5 separate regions of the Mus musculus genome follow, and regions 2, 3, 4 and 5 are each linked to region 1. The links are chromatin loops, found by intact Hi-C in ENCODE. Cell type or tissue: gastrocnemius. All regions are shown on one strand. Region 1 has its middle 21 kb from the start of Gm38759. Region 2 has its middle 24 kb from the start of Ankfn1. Region 3 has its middle 44 kb from the start of Gm38759. Region 4 holds the start of Nog (noggin). Region 5 has its middle 65 kb from the start of Gm38759.

Region 1 (4,000 bases):
GATGCAACCGTGGGTAACTGGAAGGCTATTTTAGGTTGGCTGCACAGGGAAGGCTTTTCGGAGGAGGTGACACTTGAGCTGACACCGGAATGACAGGAAGGAGCCAACCTCGTGAAGATCCATGTACAGGAAGGGCACTCTCGGCTGAGGGAACGGCTCGGGTAAAGGTCTGCAGACAGGAACAGGCCTTACAGAACAGCTAGAGGGTGTGTGTGTGTGGGGGAGCAGGTAGCTGCGTTCCCACCCTGTGAGGGGCCTGACTGACAGTCACAGAAAGGGTAGACAGCTTGCTTGGCTCAGGGTGTGCAGGCTCTCTGCTCATTACCCAGGAACCTTGAGGCACTGACTGAGGCCATTTGTTAGAGACTTGCATTTTTTTCAAGGAAAAAAAAAAAACCCAAGGCTGGTGGGATTCTGAGTTGTCTCAGTGGGCCGAGGGGCTTTGCGGCAAGGCTTACGGCCCGAGTTCAATCCCTGGCACCCACATGGTGGAAGGAAAGGACAGACACCTGCAAGTTGTCTTTTGACCTCCAGATGTGGGTTACAGCACACGTATACCTTCCCCTACTCCACAGAGACATACAGTACATGGTGAAAACATTAAAAAAAAAAAAAAAAACCCGAGTGGTTCTATTTACTTCTGTGTAGTAAGACTTCTATGAAATGAAAAATGAAGGAGAATGGATCCTGGTTTCAGATGTGCCTCAGGGCAGTGTGTGGGCTGAGCTGAGGTTTCCCTCACCTCCTTCGTACTAGCTCCAAGATGAAAGAGAGTGAGGGTGTGCTCGACCCTCCCCCCCCCCCCGCAACTCCCCAGAGTATGAGGTCTGTTTCCCCCTCAGCATTATGGTTCCCGGAGCTCTGAGCCGCCCCCCTTGCTCCTCCATTTTGCTAGAACCTTCTCTTCAAACTTTGTCTAGCTCAGGTTTGATTGAACGCCCTGCATTGCCAGGCCTGAGGCTCTGAAAATGAGTGATGTTCTGTGAAGCCAAGGACCCACTATGCTGCCTACTGCACATCACTTCTTTCTATGGCTTCATCCTGCATTGTTCTGGTCCTTACTCCTTGGGCTTAAAGGGGACACACGGAGAAGAGCTTGGGAATCTAGAGCCCTGCCACACCCTGCCACGATCTCTTCTTTGTTGGTATCTACCCACAAACCATAGAGGCAAGTGCAGTGGCTGAGAGATAGGCTACCTGGGTTTACTGCTGGACACATCCTCCCTTAATTATTAAGCCTTTCTAGGTCTCAGTTTGCTCATCTGTGAAATGGTGGTATAGTTCTAACTCCGTATAGATGGCACATGGATAATTTAAAAAGTGTGTGTATATGTGTGTGTATGTATACCTGTGGTTCCCCACCACCCTCCCACTAATGCTGGGTTTACAGGCGCACCTGGATCCTTTTTTTTTTTAAATTATCTTTTTCATGTATACATGTGTGTGTACATGGGTGTTTGCATGTGTGGAAGCCTGAGAAACGTCCTTAGAGACTCTCCACTATATTAATGGAGGCAGGATTTCTCACTTGAACTCAGAGCTCACCCACAGGCTAGCCAGCTCCCTCTGGAGGTCACCGGTAACAGGGGGTGGGGTGGGGTACCCACCTGGCGTTTCCGTGGGTTCTACCTTATCAAAACTCAATGTTTGGACGGCCAGTGCTTTAATCACTTCAGCACTCTTTCTGGTTTTCACATGGGTGCTAAGAGATTGGAACTCAGATCCTCATACCTGAGCAGGAAGTGCTCTTATTCACTGAACCATCTCCCCAGCCCCGGGTTATATGGGGGTGGGGTGGGGTGAGGGTGGGGGGGGACGACACACATTTATCTTTTCTTTTCTTTTCTTTTCTTTTCTTTTCTTTTCTTTTCTTTTCTTTTCTTTTCTTTTCTTTTCTTTTCTTTTCTTTTCTTTTCTTTTCTTTTCTTTTCTTTTCTTTTCTTTTCTTTTCTTTTCTTTTCTTTTCTTTTCTTTTCTTTTCTTGGTCTTTTTGAGACAGGGTTGCTCTGTATAGCCCTGGCTGTCCTGGCACTCACTTTGTAGACCAGGCTGGCCTCGAACTCAGAAATCCACCTGCCTCTGCCTCCCAAGTGCTGGGATTAAAGGCATGCGCCACCACGCCCGACTCACACTTACCTTTCTTATGAACTCCCCCAGAATTTAGAAACCTGCTGAGCCTAGGAGCCACTCCTAAGGTACCTAGGAAATTGTTCTCTGGAATGGTCTAAAGGAGGGAAAATTGCTTCTATTGTTCAGAAGGAAAAAGGGAAAAGGAGTGTGTGAGTGCACGTGTGCATAAGTATGCTGGGTCAGGTGGTGGAGACACAGCACGGGCCACACCCACTCAAGGCGCACTCGGGGATTGCCTGTGACAAGGGCTAGTTTACTGAGCAAGGGTGGGCCCAGGACTGTAAGGGCTCGGCTGGCCACTAGGGGTCAGTGTGTCTCCGCTGCAGGCGCCAGCGGGCGGCTCACCTGATTGTTGCAGACTCCTGCTGACAGTTCCCCCTCTTGCTTTGTATTTGGACAAAACAAAACAAACAAACAAAACAAAAAATCACCACCACTGCAGCAGCAGCAGCAGCAGCAGCAGCAACAACAACAACAACAGAAAAAATTTCTCTGTTGCAAGGAAGAGAGTCTAAATAGCCTAAATAACACACTTTCTCTTTGAAGGAAAATGCAGAAGGTGGTTAAACTGGCTGTCTTTAGCGTGCCTGGGCGGAGGGAGCATAGCTCCAATTGTGGTTTCTGGCCTGGTTATCTTGGTGCCTCTGAGGATGACACGGGGGAAGGGGGTGTCTGTTGAATTCTTCCTTTTCTATTTTCTGCCTCAGCGAGGAGGAGGGTGTTAATACCGCTTGGCAGTTACATGAAACCGAGGCGGATGGTGACGGGGTGTGTTAACAAACAAGGGCAGGAAATAGTGTCATATTTTCTGGAGAGCGAACCGCTCCCAGGAGACAGACTACAGGATTCCACCCGAGGAGACTCTTGGAAGGGGCGGCGGGGCGGATAAGAAGTCCTGCCTCGAGCGAGCTTCCCTCGCCTTTCACTTTCTGGTATCTCCGTACAGTGACACATTCGGTTTTATCCCCAGTCTGGCTAACTAGACAAATCACTGGGCATAAAAAGAAAACTATCCACTTTGATCTGGTTTCGTTTTGGCAATTAGTTATCCCTTTGTCAAGAATGGCCTCTGGAAATAAGACTTCAGGGCCGGAGCTTGGAACATACGCAGAATCTGGGCTGTGTTGATTTTTATCCTCGAGTCCAACCGCTGGCTGGCCAGGTGGGACAGGGATAAGCCGTCTCCTTGCCTCGGCTTCTTTGTCATCCTCCATCACATCTTTTCTAGTTCTTTAAGAATTCCACCTGCCTGCCATTGGGTTAATGATGAACTTTCTCTGAACTTGAATCACATACAGTGAGCACCCGAAGACTGGCTAGGCTGCCCCATTCTCTTTTTTTTAAAGATTTACTTATTTTTATTTATATGACTACACTGTAGCTGTCTTCAGACACACACCAGAAGAATGCATTGGGCCCCATTACAAATGGCTGTGAGCCACCATGTGGTTGCTTGGGAATTGAACTCAGGACCTCTGGAAGAGCAGTCAGTGCCCTTTAACCACTGAGCCATCTCTCCAGCCCTGCCACATTCTTCTTTGTATCTCAGGTACGATGCCTGATACATTTTCATCGGCAGTAGGGAATAACAACAACCACAACAATAATGATAATAGAAATATAGATGAAAAGATTAAAGAACAATAGCCTTAATTCCTCTACTGCAACTATTGGCCAATGCATACCGAGTGAATTCCACATCAACTGGACTCTCTCTGCTTTCTCTTATTTCACACGGATACCAGGAGATCCGGCCAAGGATTCCATCTTCCCATCATGATCACTTTATAGACTGGCGGGTGGAGCCTGGGTGTGTGTTGGGGTAACTAGTAGACCTCCAGTTCTAGAATCTGGCAAGCACCAGGCAGGG
Region 2 (4,000 bases), 620 kb after region 1:
GTTTTCTCTGTATTTTGACTAATAAAAGCATGAATTTGTTCAACAAATGATCATTTAGGTTGTAGAATTCTAACCATATTAGAAGGGACACACGGAGCAATGCACCATTGTACTGGTCTAAGGGTTTCCTTACCCAAACAGGCTGCTTAACGGGCTGTCTACATACTGTGATGCCATTCACAGGCCGAAAAACCACAGCGCTGAGAAGACAAATACAATATACATTTAAAATAATATGAACCTTGTGCTCTTATTTACTTAAAAATCACCCTAGATGTGACAATTAAAAAGAAAGCCGCAGATTCAAGTTCTAGCTCAGAAAATAATCTTGCGTTTCATTTCAAGGATTTCAAAACAGCTCCCACACAGTTTTTTTTCAACAATTAAAAAATACACGTAATTGTAGTTTTCTCAAAAATAGGGTGTCTTTAGAGAGTTTCAAACATGCTCTGAGAATGTAGAACTAAATTAGAATGTTGAAAAGACATCACTAATTTTCCCCTGAGTTATTTAATTCATCGCACAGAAAGGTCTAAGTGAATCCAGCATATGGATAGTAATGATGGTGAGGGGAGTGTTTTGGGTGATGAAGCAGGTTGAGAAGAGGGGATGGGTTGAGGGAACCTAATTCAGGGAGGTAGGTGATGGGGAAACATCTCCAAAGGGTGGGGTGTCATAGAAATAAGGAGCCCAGGTGTTTCCACCAAGCATACACGTGGTTCTGGCATCATGGAGAGTCTGGCAGCAATGGAAGGTAGCAAAAATCCCCTAAACTCACAGACCTTCCCCTTGTCCCACAGGATACCGATCACATCTGTATAGAAAGGAAGATCCCTCCTTCTCCCGCGCCCCACCCCACCCAGCATCTAACCTCACAGCTAAGCTATATATATTTATACGTAGTCTATACAAACACAGGCACACATACACAGCTCTAAAAATAGTTGAGACAGACCACTAAGGCAACTTCAGTTTTTATCCCAATACCTGTGACCATGGGACCAATAGTTGTGCTTTAAATAGTCTGCCCTGTTCCCTCGATCCGTCGAGGCTATCCCTTCTCTGCAGCTTCAAGACTTTCCATGTTTTCTCCTGAACAGCTTCCAGGGGGCATCATGGATGCTAGCCCCATAGGTTTTTGTGGTTATATGAGAATATCAGAATACCCAGATTAAGTTAAGTGGCATAAGGCTCTTTACTGCAACACTTCTCCGAACCTTTGCTGCCACTGTGGGGCATATGGCCTATGTGCAAATATTAGCTATGCCTAGCCAGCTTTGGAATGAATATCTAGTTTTACATGGTTTTGCCAGTGATATAAAAATGGACTAAAGATACTGAGTCTGAAGCGCTTCTTGAAGGACCACATGGCCCAAGGACTAATCAAGCATTACATGACTCCCCAATCTGTCAGCATGTAGGTTCTGAAGAAAGGACGGGGCTTCCTCAGTTTGGCTGATGTGTGATTCTCTCCATAATGAGAACATCTTTCCATTGTGAAAACTAGGTCCTGAATTGTGTTCTCTTGTTTGATGGGAAGGCTGCACGAATATAGGTTCAAATCCTGCCCTTCCTCTATGTACTAGATGTCAATGGTTCACCATCCTGCCCCTTTCCCACGTCTACACCATATGGTGAAAACAAATGGTCGAAAAAACACCAGTCATTGCTCATCTCATGAGATAACATCCACTGTAGAGACTCATTCTACACCTACACCCTTGTGCTGTAAGTTAGGCCCAACCTAGCCCCAGTGCTTATTTAAGAAGCAGAAAGAACTCAGAGTAGATGCACAAATAATAGCTCTCTTTGGGACATTTATGACCGATGAGTCAAGACACTGTACAAAGGACTTATTTGTGCACTTAACCTAATTTTGAGACTCCGTTTCTAATCAGTGAAACTTTAAAAAAGAAGTATGGATCCTTCATAAGGAGAGTGAACTCTTTTACCCACCCAGCTTGCATCAGGACCAGTCTTAAAGCTCAGTGCTGTTTCTGCTCTATACATTCTTCAAAATGGTACTATTAATTGGGCTGAGGAGCAAGTGTTAAGAGTGCCCCCTTGTGGTCACCGGGGGACTTGCAGTCCATCTGGGAGAAGGCGGTGTGAAACCTCCCTTAGGCTCTTTGTGAGCAAATTCAGGCTTATTTGTGTCTCTTAGTGTTGTGCCCCCAGGTCGGTCTGTATGTGGCTTTTACATTCCTTAATAAAGTAATAGACATGAAAGAATTCTGTGGCTGATGCCAGCGGCCACAGAGAACACCAAGTCTAAACTCAGCTGAAGGTAAACAGACGGGGCCATCCAAGGAATGTAGCAATAAAATACTGGAACCTAGGACAGAGCTTCCCCTCCCCCTCTATTTTTCTGGGATGGTTGTGCCAGGGTGAGGGGTGGATCTCTTTAAAGACTGCATGCCTCCACTGTGATCTGCTGTCATCTGTCAGAGGGAGCGAGTCAAAGAATCTTTCAAGAAATAGCCTTGCTCCCTTCTCTGAGTATTCAACACCCCCAAATCTCTCAAATCAAATCCAAAGACAATTATATTTTTTCCAGACTTAATTTAATAGCAAAAACACCACTGGAGGACTGAATGTGGTATTTGACTTTTATTTGGTCCACTCTGGGCATCACCAGCAGTTTTATTCTCCAGAGTGTGCCTTTGCAGTGAGTTCCTGGGCCCACAGAGCTGTCCAGGGGCACTGGCTGGCAACCTCACTCCCTATTCGAGATCAGCCCCAGGGCCAGGCCAGAGACAGCACATCAGTAATACTCCTAAGTGCAAATATGACTCAGTATTTCTTCTCTGTGTCTTTGTACTCTTTATTCTTGGGAAGGAAAAACATGACCCTCATCTGTCCCCAGACCACCTTCCCAGCCTTGTCCAGCACTACCACAGTCACATCTCAAGCTGCCTGGATGCCATTTCATTGTGTGCCTTAGCCAATGCATTGGCATATTGTCTGTTCTGCTCCCATTCATAGCGCTGGTGTATATACTATGGATATATATATATATACATACATATATATATATATATATATATATATATATATATATATATATATATATATATATAGTGACAGGCAAATGACCTCTATGTATCTTCCTATGCAAACCTTTGTCAAATGGAGACTATTGCAGGGTCACTTACTTCATCAGGCTACCTTAAAATAAAACGAGCACATGGCTTAGCTGGTATTTGGCACATGAGAAGTACCTGGATAACTTCTAGGTGTCCCTATACCACATTTGCTTCCATGAGACTTCTAGTGTCACCTCTTGTCTCCTCAGTCCCCTTGCTGCCCTGTTCTTTCCCAATCTCTTTGCTCTTTGCCCTGTTGGACTGGAAATAATTCCAGTCAGTTGGTTGCTGGTAGCTCTTGGTTCAGCAAGGCACATTGCTGGCGATACAATGATAAGCCATGGACAGGAGCTTGCTTTGTGTAGTCAAAGAGATCCAAAGGAGGTCAAGGAGATGAAACCTAACCAAACTGCCTGTCTGAAGTAAACGCAGGCAGTGTGTCGTTGGATAGGGTCTCAGTGTGACGTGTCAGTGTGGGATGATCCCCAAAGGCTGTATGGCAAACCTGGTGACAGCACTGGATCCTTCAGACACTGAGGACTGAAGGACCGGGAGAGGGTGGGTATGGACGGCTATATGGAAAAGTGAGGCTACCTGACAAGGGACTTCTTTGCATCTCTCATGCCAACTAGAATGTGAGATCTAGGAAGAAACCATCACAGAGCTTTAGGCATGTGGGGAGGCCTCACGGAGACCAGAAGCAAACAGTAGGAGGCAAAGGCTGGGGCAACCAAGCAGAGTTTTGGTCTGTCAAGAGTGGTCTGGTGAGGACTAACCATTTAGTACTAAGTGGGGGCTGATATTCTAGAACATTCCAGGAGGTATTTTAATCCATTAGTATAATTAAAGGGGACAATTGAGTGCATGTTCTTTTGACTGATAGAAATTCCAGAAAGAAAGTAAAGAGTTTTTTG
Region 3 (4,000 bases), 65 kb after region 1:
GTTCCTGGTGGCTCAGTGTTCTTGGCCACCTGCAGGCTTTGGCTTTGTCCCCACAGATCATCACCTCCATCCTGCACATCCTTTTGGTCTCAGCTTAAATGTCATTACTCCAATCTAATTCCATTGCTTCCTCTTAGCCATTCTAGGCTCCCTATTAACACTACCCATATCTCCCCCAAACTGCTCACCATCAGGGACTACGTGACCCTTCCTCTGCTGGCTGTAAGCCCTGTAAGACAAGGATCAAGACTTTGGGAGCTCACAGTTGTAGTTCCAGACTCGGCACCTAGTAGATGCTTAAGAAACAGTGCTTGTTGCATGATATCAACGGTTAACGAGTTCTCATGTGTGCCTGGCAGTGTGCCAAGTCTTTGACTGTGCTATCACATTTTCTTTAATCCTTACTATAGTCCCCATCTATGAGGAAGAGGACCTAAGTGTTTTAAGTAAGCGGTACAAACACATCCGACTAGGAAGTTGTAAACTTGGATATGAATTCCAGTCCCAAGTTTTAAAAATTAATTTATTTTTTTTATTGCCTTGTTCTGCTGGAGTGGATGTGCACAGTAGGTGTGCAGGAAATGGAGCTTCCGGGGATGGGGGTGGAGGCACAGGTAGTTGCCTCTCTCATTTCTTGAAGTGTATGAGAGGAGATCCGGGGAGTCTCTGGCTTGCTCCCCTCTTCCTGAGCTCCTCCACGTGGCGGGGTGGGGGTGGGGGGGTGGCGAGGCAAGAGCTTAAGATAGAGGCCGTCAATGAGAAGGCTCTGTGGAGGGAGGGAAGAGTCCCTACCTAGAGGGCTGGAGCAGAGGGTGTCATCAGGGCTGTAGTGAGTGAATGGGGGAGGGGCTTGCTGGGCACGTTCTGAGTGAAGGGCTGCAGACCAGTGGCTCACAACCTTCCTAATGCTGCAACCCTTTAGTGTGGTGACCCCCACCCTACCCCAAACAACATTATTTCATTGCTACTGCACCACTATCGTTTTGCTACTGTGATGAATTGTAATGTAAAGATCTGATAAGCAGGATATCTGATATCAGACCCCCAAAGGGGTCGAGACCTACAGGTTCTGTAGTAGACTCTATAGGAGAGCTTTATCTCTGGGACCCTTGGGGGAAGGGGGCAGAGGAGGACAAGCAAGTTTCCAATATGGCGTTGAATGAAAGGAAGTGCATGTCTGGAATCTGCAAGCCAGGGAGGCAGTTTAGAAGAGGCCATGGGCCGGTGTGGAGGAACTTGGATGAACCCTGCCTTGTTTCTTCTCAGCCTCTTTCCGTTCAGTCTGTCCCTAATGTCTTCTGCAGTCCTGAGCACAGGCTGTGCCCCTTCCGTACTATTCTTTGCCCAGGCTGACCACAGCCTCTCTGAGGCCAGTTGAGAGTGAGAACCCTTCATTCTTGGTTTTGCAGGTCCTTGTGCTGTGCCTGGGATGCAGTAGGGTTTCACACACTTATTGAAATGGTCAAATCATTCCAACTCCCCCAGATCTCATTGTCTATGTCCCCCTCTGTGTTACTGTCCTAAAGAGTATTAAACTCAACAGGACACTTGATCCATGAAGTATGTATTTATTTTTATCATTCTCTGGTTGAGACGAAACCTCCTTGGCGCTGGGGACCACATTAAATCTTTGTATCTCAAATACTGAGTGTCGCTGTAGACTGTGTGCAAGGGTGAATGATCTCTCTCCTTTGCCGTTCTTAAGGAACCGTAGCTCTGATAGGTACTTTCTAGACTGAACTGGCTTTGGAATCATGTCTCCTGAAGGTGAGAAGCAGGAATATCATGTGGTTCACAGGATGGGTGATTGGATGTCTTCCCAGGGCACATGGGGCGTGCTTCAGGTGTATTGAGACCAGGTGCCTGTTGGGATCAAATATAATTTTAAAAAATGGTCTTGAGCATCTACCAAATGTCTTTCATCGGGCCTATATTTTTCTTATTCTTTATATCTACAAATAAAGTATCATTTTTGTTATACAGATTAAAAAGCAAGCTAGGGGAAGAGTATTGTCTTTTCTAAGATAGATGGAACTACTCTCCATCTTCCGAGACAATACCAGCTGTTATTTCTTCAGAGATGAATACATAGGTCAGCTAATGTTCCCTGCTTAGCTTTGGAGCATCTTTTAACTGACTCTGGGGAAACAGTCTTCTTGTGACATGAGCATTATGTCCAGGCTGAGAAAAGTGTGGTCTTGAGCGAAATATGCCAGAGCTCATGCTGACCACCAGGTGGCGCTGTTGGCCCGACATTTAGTCTTGCCAAAGCTTGGCTGTTTTAAAGGGTAGCTTTGGGATGGCTCATGCAAAACCTTACTGCGGTTTGCAATTTACCAGCGCCTGACAGTTGTCGTCTGCTTAAACTGTGTGTCCTGTAACTCACCCCCATTTGAGTCCTGAACCTCCCAAAGAAGCTGTCATCTCTATTCCACAGAGGCCAGGAGTTTAAGTAACTGGAACTAAGTTCTCAGAATGGCTTGGCACTCAAAGGGAGCAAGGCCCGATCTGTAAGCCTCCCTTTTGTCCTTTCTTTCCTTCACATTCTGATGTATCCCGGGCTAGCCCTAAAGTTGCTATGTAGCCAAGGATGACCTTGATCTCCTAATCCCCCAGCTCCTACCTCCCAGCTGCTCAGACTACATCCCATTCTGCCGCCACCACCCCCAACTCACGTGGTGCTGGGAACCAAACCCAGGGCTTTATGCCTTTCCCCGAAAGCCCTCTGCCAACTGAGATGAATCTCCAGCCTTTCATTTCCCTTTTGATTTCCTCAGTCTCTTCATGATGACACATGCTGGCCTATGGCGGCAGTGGTAATTCTGACAGTGAAAATCAGCTGAAGGCTGTCTAGGGGCAAAGGGGCACACAGGAGAGAGGTAGTTATCTCGCCCTTTTTAACCTGTGTTTCTGGGTATGTATGTGCACATACATGTAGAAATTTATGTGCTGCCTTACAGTATGTGGAGGCCAGAGGGAGCCGGTTCTCTCACACATGATTTCTGAGGGTCCATTCGGTCATCAGTCTTGGCTGCAAGCACCCGTACTTGTTGCGACCTCTCGATAGCCTGTAGATACCAGAGTATGAACTGATTACTCACTATCAAAGTGGCTGTTCAGCGGATCTCTTGGGAGATCAGGATAGTGGTCCTGAGAAGTCCCACTGGCTATTACAAGATGAGCAAGCAATAGTGAACAAGCTGTCTTGGATCCTCCAAAAGCCAGGGTGGAAGGAGTAGTTGATTTTGTAGGCAAGGAGGTGACACAGGGCAGCATGGTTCAGTGTGTAGCCTCTGGAGTAGGCCTGGCACATTGGTACATTAGAACACTGGCACATTGGCACATTGGTACATTGGCTCAAGACATCCCGTTCTGCTGTGCCCACTGAGGGTGCCTGCCTGGAGCCCACAGGAGCCCCAAGTGGAGAAAGCTTGATAAAAGTCATACTTGAGCCAAATGGCTTTGAGCATTCCCTAGGGTCTTCCTTGAAGAGACCTTAGGCTTCTGGGATGTGTCTGCTTGCTCAGCATCCTGCACACTTCCCACCTCTGGGGGCTCCTCACTTCTTACCTTCCCATGAGGCTTGATCCAAACTGATAAGGCCGAATTCGTTTCTGCCCCATGGCCCTTGCCCTTTATGCTCGGCCCTGATATCTCAGTTCAGATCATTGGGCTGCCATCTGGGGACTCCTTACAGGTCTGATGCTCTTGCTAGAACCATCATGAAAATACTCTCCCTCAACAACCAGTGATCAGACAGAAAGCATCTCCATGGAGTCCAGCGGCAGACCCCAAGTCTCTGTCAAGTGGATGGTTGGGTTCTCTAGGCCTTTAGACAAAAACAAGCACCAACTCCTAGTTGGGGCATTCCTGGGATTCATCCCCTGTTAAGTATAGGTCTGGGCTCTTATGTTCAAAATGCCAGGCCTTCTGTGGCCTCCTCTGGCTTGAGGATAAGGCTTTTGGGAAGCTGAGTGAAGAGCTGACATTTTCCCCCCAT
Region 4 (4,000 bases), 200 kb after region 1:
CGGGCAGGGGGCCCCCCCGAGTTCTAGCAGGAACACTTACACTCGGAAATGATGGGGTACTGGATGGGAATCCAGCCGCAGCGCTGACCCCCGCGCCGCTGACAGCGCCACCGCAGCACCGTGAGGTGCACAGACTTGGATGGCTTACACACCATGCCCTCGGGCACAGAGCAGGAGCGCTTGCTGAAGCAGCTGCCCACCTTCACGTAGCGTGGCCAAAAGCGGCTGCCTAGGTCATTCCACGCGTACAGCACCGGGCAGAAGGTCTGTGACCACAGCCACATCTGTAACTTCCTCCTCAGCTTCTTGCTCAGGCGCTGTTTCTTGCCTTGGGCCAAGCCCTCGGAGAACTCCAGCCCTTTGATCTCGCTCGGCATGGCCCCCGACGGCCGCTGCCGCAGCAGCTGGTCCAGCTCCGCCAGGTCCTCGGCACCTCCAGCCGGTCCCCCGCCCCCTCCGGGTCGGTCCTCAGGGGGCGAAGTAGCCATAAAGCCCGGGTCGTAGTGGCCCCCGAGCAGCGAGCGCAGCAGCGTCTCGTTCAGATCCTTCTCCTTAGGGTCAAAGATAGGGTCTGGATGTTCGATGAGGTCCACCAGGGGCAGGTTGTCGCTGGGTGCTGGGCGGATGTGTAGATAGTGCTGGCCGCCGGCTGGTGCTGCCCGCAGCCCCAGGACCACCACCAGGGCGTAGAGGGTGACCCCCAGGCTGGGGCAGCGCTCCATGCCTCCCGCGCGCGCCCCGGGGCTGCCTCTTCGTCCCGCGTCCCCGGAGGAGAGCACGCCGAGTCCGCGGCGCTGCCGTGCTCCCCGGTCCCTCCGGAGGTGGCTCACCCGAGGCTGAGCAGGCGCAGGGCAGGCAGCATGAGCCGCGAGGAGAGCCGTTCGCGCAGCGCCGGCTCCCGCCGCGGCGCAGAAGACGCGCACGAGTTGGTCGCAATTCCCCCCCGCCGCTCTACTTGGGAAGGCGGCCGCGGTCGGGCATCCGAGATTACTCCAGCGCGACCGTGGGGCGCTGGGGGCGCCGGCTCCTCGCTGTTCTCCCGGGCTGCCGGCGGCGCAGGGCGCGTGGACGAGCCTTTTCCCTCCTCCTCCTCCGGTCGCTCGGCGTCTTGTTTCTCTGTGCGGAGCCTCCGGTAGAGCGGGTCCTGGGCCACTTCTCTCTGCCTGCTCCGGGCAGCGCAGCCGGCTCTGCCCGGCGGACTCCAGCGGCGGTGGCGGCGGTGGCGGCGGCGGCGTCCGCGCACGTTGGCACCGGTTTGTCTGTCTCGCAGGGTCCAAGCCTTTAAATTTCCTGCACTTTCAGCTCCATCACCATGGAAACCACTGACTCTCTCTCCGCGTTGCCCCCTCCCCCTTCTTCCCCCCAAACAACAACCCCACCCCCAACTCCTCCACCCGCGAGGAGCCGGAGACGCACGGGCTCGGGGGGAAAGCGACTGCACTGGTCGCCGCGGCGGCGGCGGCGGCGGCGGCTCCGGCAGCGCCCAGGACTGTGCCCCGCCGGACCCAGATGCCCCGGGAAGCCGACAGTCAGGCTGCCCGCCGGAGCTCACAGGCGGCGGCGGCGCGGCAGCGGCGGTGGCGGCGGCGGCGGTGGCGCTTGGCAGGTCTCCGCGCAATTTTCTCTCCCCCCCCCAACCCCCGCCCCGGTTCTCCTCCTCCTACAAAATGCACCGCCCCCCTCCTTTCTCCTGGAGCAATGCAATGGGGCTCTAGGCGCCCCGCCAGGGCCAGTCCCGGGGAAAGCTCGTGGCGGCGCTGGAGCCAGGCTGGAGGGTGCAGGGCTGGAGTTGAGGGGTGTGGGGTTGTCGAGGTGGGGCTGGGGGACTCTCACTAGCTGAGTGATTTGTACCGGGAGGGGAGCAGCAGGGAGATGCCGGGGGCCCGGTTTCCAGTGCAGTTCCTAGCAAGAAATTTCTCCATGTGCATGGAGCATTTTCCCGGGTGCGTGTCTTTTTTACACTCTCTCTCTCTCTCTCTCTCTCTCTCTCTCTCTCTCTCTCTCTCTCTCTCTCTCTCTCTCTCTCGGGCTTGGGGTAAGTCCCCTCCCCCCAACACACACACACACACACACACACACACACACACACACACACACACACACACACACACACACCAAGAGCCGCAGCGTTGCGCAGCGTGATGTAATTTCTAGGTAGCACCCCTTCTCTGCCCCTCAGATCCACGAAGCGGGGAGTCGGGGGTCTTCTCACCCTCCTCCTTCGCCTAGTCCTACCGGGTGAGTGGCGGGGAGATAGAGGTACATCCTCCTAGCCTGTGGCTCTCCTAATCTTCGCTGCTTGGTACAACTAGCTCTCACCTCCCTGGGGGCGGCGCGCCCTCTGCTGGCCCTTTGTGATCCCTGCATTTAGTTCTGGCTGGTGTGTGTGTGTGTGTGTGTGTGTGCGCATCTGTGCCATATTTACACACTGACAGGCACTTTATGCTTTTGAATGCTTTCTCATAGATCTCCAGACTTAGTGTAAACAAAGATCCTGAGATTTTCCTCCAAGGTACTTCGATTTCACAAGTACACAGGTTTGCATCATCTGGCTGGGGCAAACAGCCTCAGTGGGCAGAGAGTGGTGACTAGAAAAGGAAATGTATACTAGAAATAAGGTACCCTAGTTCTGGATGCTGTCCACTCTGGCACATCTATGTAGACCTTGGGTAAGTCGCTTGGGTGGCACTCTAAACTTTAGTTTTTGGATTAGTGACCTAAGTTCCCCCCCCCCCCCAACCATCTTATAGTTCTAACAACTGAGTTAGGTCACTAATCCAAATTCAGCCCAGCAAAGGGACACTGCTTATTGAAAAGAAGGAATAAACCCTTTGATGAGAAATGGGAACTGTTTTCCTTTGGAGGAAGAGCTGGGTCAAGACCGAGCTCAGAGTCCTTTATGATGGTGACGTGATCCCATCTGGATAGGGGTGGAGGAGAGATATCTGGAGTGAATGTCCTGGAATTCACCAGGAGTGGGAGTTAGGCATTCCCAGTGTCACAGCCTCAAACACACTAGAAGGTCTAGTGTGTTTGGTCAAACAAAACTAGAAGGTCAAACAAAACTAGAAGGTCTAGTTTTCCTTCTAGTCCCCTAAGGGGGGAAAGCACTGCATTGTATGACTTTTCTGCAAGACCTCAGCCATAGAGAGAGATGCCCAGTTTCAGGTGTGAACACTTCCCACAGCTGTAATGACTAGACAAGTAGAATTAGACTCTCTGGGTTCTGTCTATAACAAGGTCTTGCTTTGGTCACCACTGGAGAAAAAAGTGACCTACTGGGATCAGTGTGGTCCCTGCATATGGGAGGCTGGGGAGAGGGGATTATGAGTTCAAGGCCAGCCTGAGTTGCACAGTGAGTTCTAGGACACCCTCAAGAACAAATAGGAACAATTTAGGAACAATCATTGTTTTTTAAAAATTGGTCTAGGTCTTAGGGTTAGAGAGGTGACTCAGTGGTAAAGGGCACCGACTGTTTCGCAGAGGACCAGGGTTCTTTTCCCAGCATGGTGGCTCACAGCCATCCTTAACTCCAGTTCTAGGACATCTGATGGCCTTTTCTGACCTCTGTGGGCACCAAGCATGCAAGTGTTACACAGACTTGTATGCAGGCAAAAGCCTCACACATAAAATAAAATCAATAAATCTAATTTTAAAAATTAAAAAAGTAGTCTGGTTTGCACATAATCTGAGACGGTCTCCCAGACTTTGCTTTTTGATATGTTTTATGGTGGTTTGGCATTCGTTTGCTGTCTCATGAAGATTAAATGTTCCAGAGCAATTTTGTCACTGCTGAGAATCAACTAAGAGAAAAAAATTTTTTTCCTGGTAAAGACTTGAGGAGATAAACTCCAGCCCAGCTCTCCCGAGACAGGGTTAAGTTCTAGCTATTGCTCACTTACTGTGCGATGTTTTTTCTTTCGTTTTTCCTTCAAATCACCTGTGGGTTTTTCTTTTAATTGTCAAATTTATTACTATTTTAAATTTATTACTATTTTAT
Region 5 (4,000 bases), 86 kb after region 1:
TCATTTTAGTGGTAGATGCACTCCACGGCCATCAGGTCAAAGCAGGCCACTTGCTCCCTGTGTGAGTCACTTTCCTCATCACAGCAACAACATAGTGGTCAGAGGGATCCCTTGAAGGTAGGGAGGCTGATTTTGGCTCACAGTTTTTTAGGGTACAGTCTATTCTGCTGGAGAAGTCATGGTGGCTAGAGAGGTTCATCTTGGTGGATCAGAAAGGCAGAGCCAGCCGAAAGCAGAGCCAGGCTGTATCCTTAAGGTTCCCACTCCTCGTGGTCAACATCTGCTAGCCAAGTCCCATGCCCCGAAGTTCTACAACCTTCCCGGACAGCATAGTCACCTGGAGAGAAGTCCTCAAACACAGGAGCTTAGGGGGGTCATTAGAATCTTGAATCGCGGAGGAGATTCCATCTAGGTCTTCCAGAGTGACACAAAATAAGAGAATGAGACAGGGACACCACCTGTACCCACCTTTCCAGGATGTGTATGGGGGGGGTGAGATTCCTTGGGAGAATAAAGAGTGGACCTATTAGAAGTCTCATGGCCTTTAGTGGCTATAGGAGAGTTAGTCCTTCCTGCTAACAAGTGGAGTGTGATGTGACAATCTGAGGACTCTGAGAAACCTCTTCTCTCCCCCTCTCCCCTTCCTCTTCCCATCTTAACTAACTTCCTTTCCTCTTTAACTCTAGTGGGTTGGTCTGAAGCTGCTTGTATACAAAGGCTCAGTTCTGTACCCCAAGATTCGGTGGCTTCAAGATGAGCAGATTCTCGCATATACAAGCTTTTGTTGTATAAACCTTGCCCCACAAGTTACCCATGATTGGTCAATAAAGACGCCTACAGCCTGTAGTTGGGCAGAAAAGGGGTAGGCAGGGCTTAGGTTCCTGGGCTTGGGGACTGAGGCAGGAACCATGAGTAGGGAGAAGAGGGAGGAGAAGACAGAATTGCCATGAGATAGATAGAATGTGAGCGCATAGCCACGAAGGCCAGCCTGTTGCAGTAGGAATGGCCCAGATGGAATATGACAAGTGATATACTGGGGTTGATGACAGGAAAGTAGACAGAATAGCAGCTCTGGTGTGTTAAGGTTATTATAAACATAAAGGTTTGTGTCTTCAATTTGGAAACCAAGCAACCTAAGGTGGGATAGGAACCCCCAAATAATATTTACCACAACATGTAACTTTCTTCACTTTTCCCTCCCTTTCCTTCCCTCCCCTTCATTCTTTATGTCCTCCAAACAAAGAAAATAATTGAATTCACGGACTACCTTTTATTTTTAGTTTAAAACAAAATAGGTCTATCAACGTCCCATGAGGGGACAAAAATGAGTTAAAGAGACGGATTGACCTACTTAAATGGAGGGTGCTAACGAGGGAAATGATATTAATTTCAGGACAAAAATCTTTCTCCTGACATTTCTGAGAAGTAGTACACTTGCGTTGCCTCTGAGTATTCCTGGGAAAGTCACACCATACTCCTGGGAAAGCCAAGCCGTAGTTGGTAGGCCATGTGTGGACTATGGGATGGGTGGCTCAGCATGGACTTGCTTTTTTTTGGGGGGGGGGTTGTAGAATTTATTCAGTGACTTGGTCCCTGGGAGCACCCACCCAAGCCAGCTGTTTGAAAAGTGAGAAGCCAGCTAGGGCCTGCTGGCTGCCTCAGTCTCTCTTCTCCCCAAGTGAGCAGGTTCTGACTTTAAAAGAACCCCCCCCCCCCCGCACCTTCCTGGCTGCCCACTGATTGCCCTGGGTCTGTGACAATGATAGTGGCCAGCTGCCAAGGGCCCAGGCTCCAGCCCAGGCAATTCCTTTGCTCCCACCTGCTACTTGAGTCTGCACTCTGGCTCTGTGCCCAGTGATTCTCTAGCACGGAGACATGAGATGCGGGTTTCAGAGTCAGGCAGAGCCCGTCTATGCCAGCATCTCAGAGGTTAGCCCTACAACCTGAGGCAAGCCAGAGAACCTTCCTAGGGTCTGTGTCTGTGAGAAGGAAGGGAACATGACGTACACTTCCCAGAGCTGTTGAGCGATAGGACTCTGATCACAGAGTGACTTATAAGAGAGCACTCACTAAATGGCAAGTGCTTCTCTTTGTGGTGAGAGATTTGGGTTCCGTGTCTGGGGTGACTTTATATCAGTGTGTGTCCTGTACGTGTGTGTGTGTGTGTGTGTGTGTGTGTGTGTGTGTGTGTGTATGTATGTGTGTGTGTGCACATAGGAGCATGCAGGTGTCTGTGCCTATGTGTGCACATGCAGAGGCCAGAGCAGGATTTTGGGTATGTTCCTTTTACTGCCTTGAGATAGACTCTCTCACTGAACCTGAAGCTCACTCTCTCTCAGCTGGACACTCTCAGTGTGGGAAATCTATCTGCCTCTGCATCCTCTAGTGCACCGGTTCCAGGCACATAGAACTATGCCCGGCGTTTTAACTGCGTGCTGGGATTTCAAACTCAGGTCGTCATGTTTGTGGAGCAAGATTTCTTATACACTGAATCATCTCTCCAGGCCCTCTATGCCTTTTCAAAGCTGCAACCTCCTCTCCACATCTTCTTGGGGCAGAAATACATTCCCTGCTGGTAGATGAGACGACTGGAGATAGAAGAAGACATGAGGAACCACCAACCATACCAGCCAGGAAGCAGCAAAGGCTGGCTTCGAACCCAGTGCACCCCGGGTTTTGAATCCCAGTTCCGGAAAGCCACTGGGGCGGCCTCTTTGATCTCCCAAAGCTGCTGTCCAACAGTGTGCCAAGGGGAGGGCGGAGAAGCTGCTCTCCAGGCCAGCCCCTCCTCACCCGCCGCCCAGGGCCGGCTGGCGGCCAGCGGGAGGCATTCCAGAGGCTGCCTGCCTGTGCTCACGCCTGAGGAATGTCTTGCGAAGTCGCGCCTAAGCCCTCTGTGTCTGACTCATCATCTCTCCGTCTCCAGGAGTGTCAGAGAAGAGCTCCCTTAATCCCTCCTGTCCTCGGTCCCAGGCTTTCATTTGTCAAACTAAAAATATTCCCTCCAGGAACCTCCTTTAGCCAGGGGCTGAAGGAGGTACAAGGGGGATGACATTTTCAGCGTCACTTCCTGACAGCGCCTCCCTATTGTTCCCTGGGCCAGGGGCAGCCAGCGGCAGCGAGGGGCCTCTGTCATTTTTGGGCCATAGCCAGCAGTCCAACTTTTTCTTCTGTAAGCACCTTCCTTTTTCCATGCGGGGAGGGAAGCTGAGATGGCCCGTCAGCCTGACAGGCAGCCTTGCCCCTGGTCCCTTGGGGCTGCCTCGTGATTCATGCCAGGTGAGGACTCTAGAAATGCCAAGTTCATTTCCTTTGCCGCCCGAGGGGAGGGTGGGCTGGCACGGTTCGTACTTGTCTGCGAGGCTGGTTTAACTACTGATGAAGAGGTGGGGAGTTTGAAGGTAAAGGAGAAAATGAGGAAATCCAGTGTGCTGGTGTCTTAGTTGAGACAGATAGTCATGGGCTCCCTGCGTGGGAAGGTAGCGACGGAGGGTAGCTGATGAGGCTTGCCTCTCTTTCCTTTCCTCACCTTGTTACTCCTGGCACAGCCACACTCCTCACGCTCCACACATTAACCTGGTCAGAAATCTTGGCTCAAAGGGATAAAGCGACCTCCTTGGGACACTGTGGGTTCTCCTTGGCTGGTACTTGCTCACTGGTCAAATGGTGCAGCAGCTCAGATTTGCAGGTCCTGATTCCATCAACAGAAGCCGTGTGAGCCCCAGTGAGGTTCCTCACCTCTGAGCCTCATCACAGCCTTCTTCACCTGTGGACAGCGCCTGTTCCCCCAGGCTTTCATGAAGACGTAAACTGAATTATATGCTGCTCACCACTTAATGAGGACCGAGTCTAAACTGTTCCAATCACTATCCTCCCGTAAGACTCAACAACAGAACCTGCTACACCCTTGCAATCAGGAGCCCTGGCTATAAGTTCATTAGCCTTTACTACTATGTGGCTTGAGGCAAATCCCCTAACATGGGCGGGTCACATGCGCTTA

Evidence for each region. Peaks named below come from ENCODE experiments on the same cell type or tissue, not always from the same donor. Only the 100,000 strongest peaks of a DNase experiment are listed, where the experiment ranks them.
Region 2: it touches region 1 in a loop (6-fold over the local background); 13 of 42 quality-filtered maps call a loop at or near these places.
Region 3: it touches region 1 in a loop (5-fold over the local background); 14 of 42 quality-filtered maps call a loop at or near these places.
Region 4: a loop joins it to region 1, with 7 times the contacts of the local background. A loop is called at or near these places in 36 of 42 quality-filtered maps.
Region 5: a loop joins it to region 1, with 5 times the contacts of the local background. A loop is called at or near these places in 2 of 42 quality-filtered maps.

What each region holds. Positions count from the first base shown.
Region 1 is chr11:89,098,252-89,102,251 of GRCm38, forward strand. No RefSeq gene overlaps it. Among named protein-coding and RNA genes, the nearest start is that of Gm38759, 21 kb to the right of the region's middle. In gastrocnemius, a CTCF peak has its summit at 2,433 (motif pointing right); DNase peaks (open chromatin) are centred at 2,429 and 2,908; H3K4me3 peaks cover 1,107 bases; H3K27ac peaks cover 2,591 bases.
Region 2 is chr11:89,718,976-89,722,975 of GRCm38, forward strand. It overlaps a transcript of Ankfn1 not described here. Among named protein-coding and RNA genes, the nearest start is that of Ankfn1, 24 kb to the left of the region's middle. In gastrocnemius, a CTCF peak has its summit at 2,080 (motif pointing left); a DNase peak (open chromatin) is centred at 2,078.
Region 3 is chr11:89,163,221-89,167,220 of GRCm38, forward strand. No RefSeq gene overlaps it. Among named protein-coding and RNA genes, the nearest start is that of Gm38759, 44 kb to the left of the region's middle. In gastrocnemius, a CTCF peak has its summit at 2,230 (motif pointing right); DNase peaks (open chromatin) are centred at 370 and 2,254.
Region 4 is chr11:89,301,299-89,305,298 of GRCm38, forward strand. It overlaps Nog (noggin), which reads right to left and starts at 1,261. Exons shown (of 1, transcript NM_008711.2): 1 at 1-1,261. The coding sequence starts at 722. The coding sequence ends at 24. In gastrocnemius, a CTCF peak has its summit at 2,344 (motif pointing left); DNase peaks (open chromatin) are centred at 143, 444, 787, 1,225 and 2 more places; H3K4me3 peaks cover 2,353 bases; H3K27ac peaks cover 1,642 bases.
Region 5 is chr11:89,184,222-89,188,221 of GRCm38, forward strand. No RefSeq gene overlaps it. Among named protein-coding and RNA genes, the nearest start is that of Gm38759, 65 kb to the left of the region's middle. In gastrocnemius, no CTCF peak of the experiment used is centred here; DNase peaks (open chromatin) are centred at 1,812, 2,800 and 3,243; H3K4me3 peaks cover 1,414 bases; H3K27ac peaks cover 1,672 bases.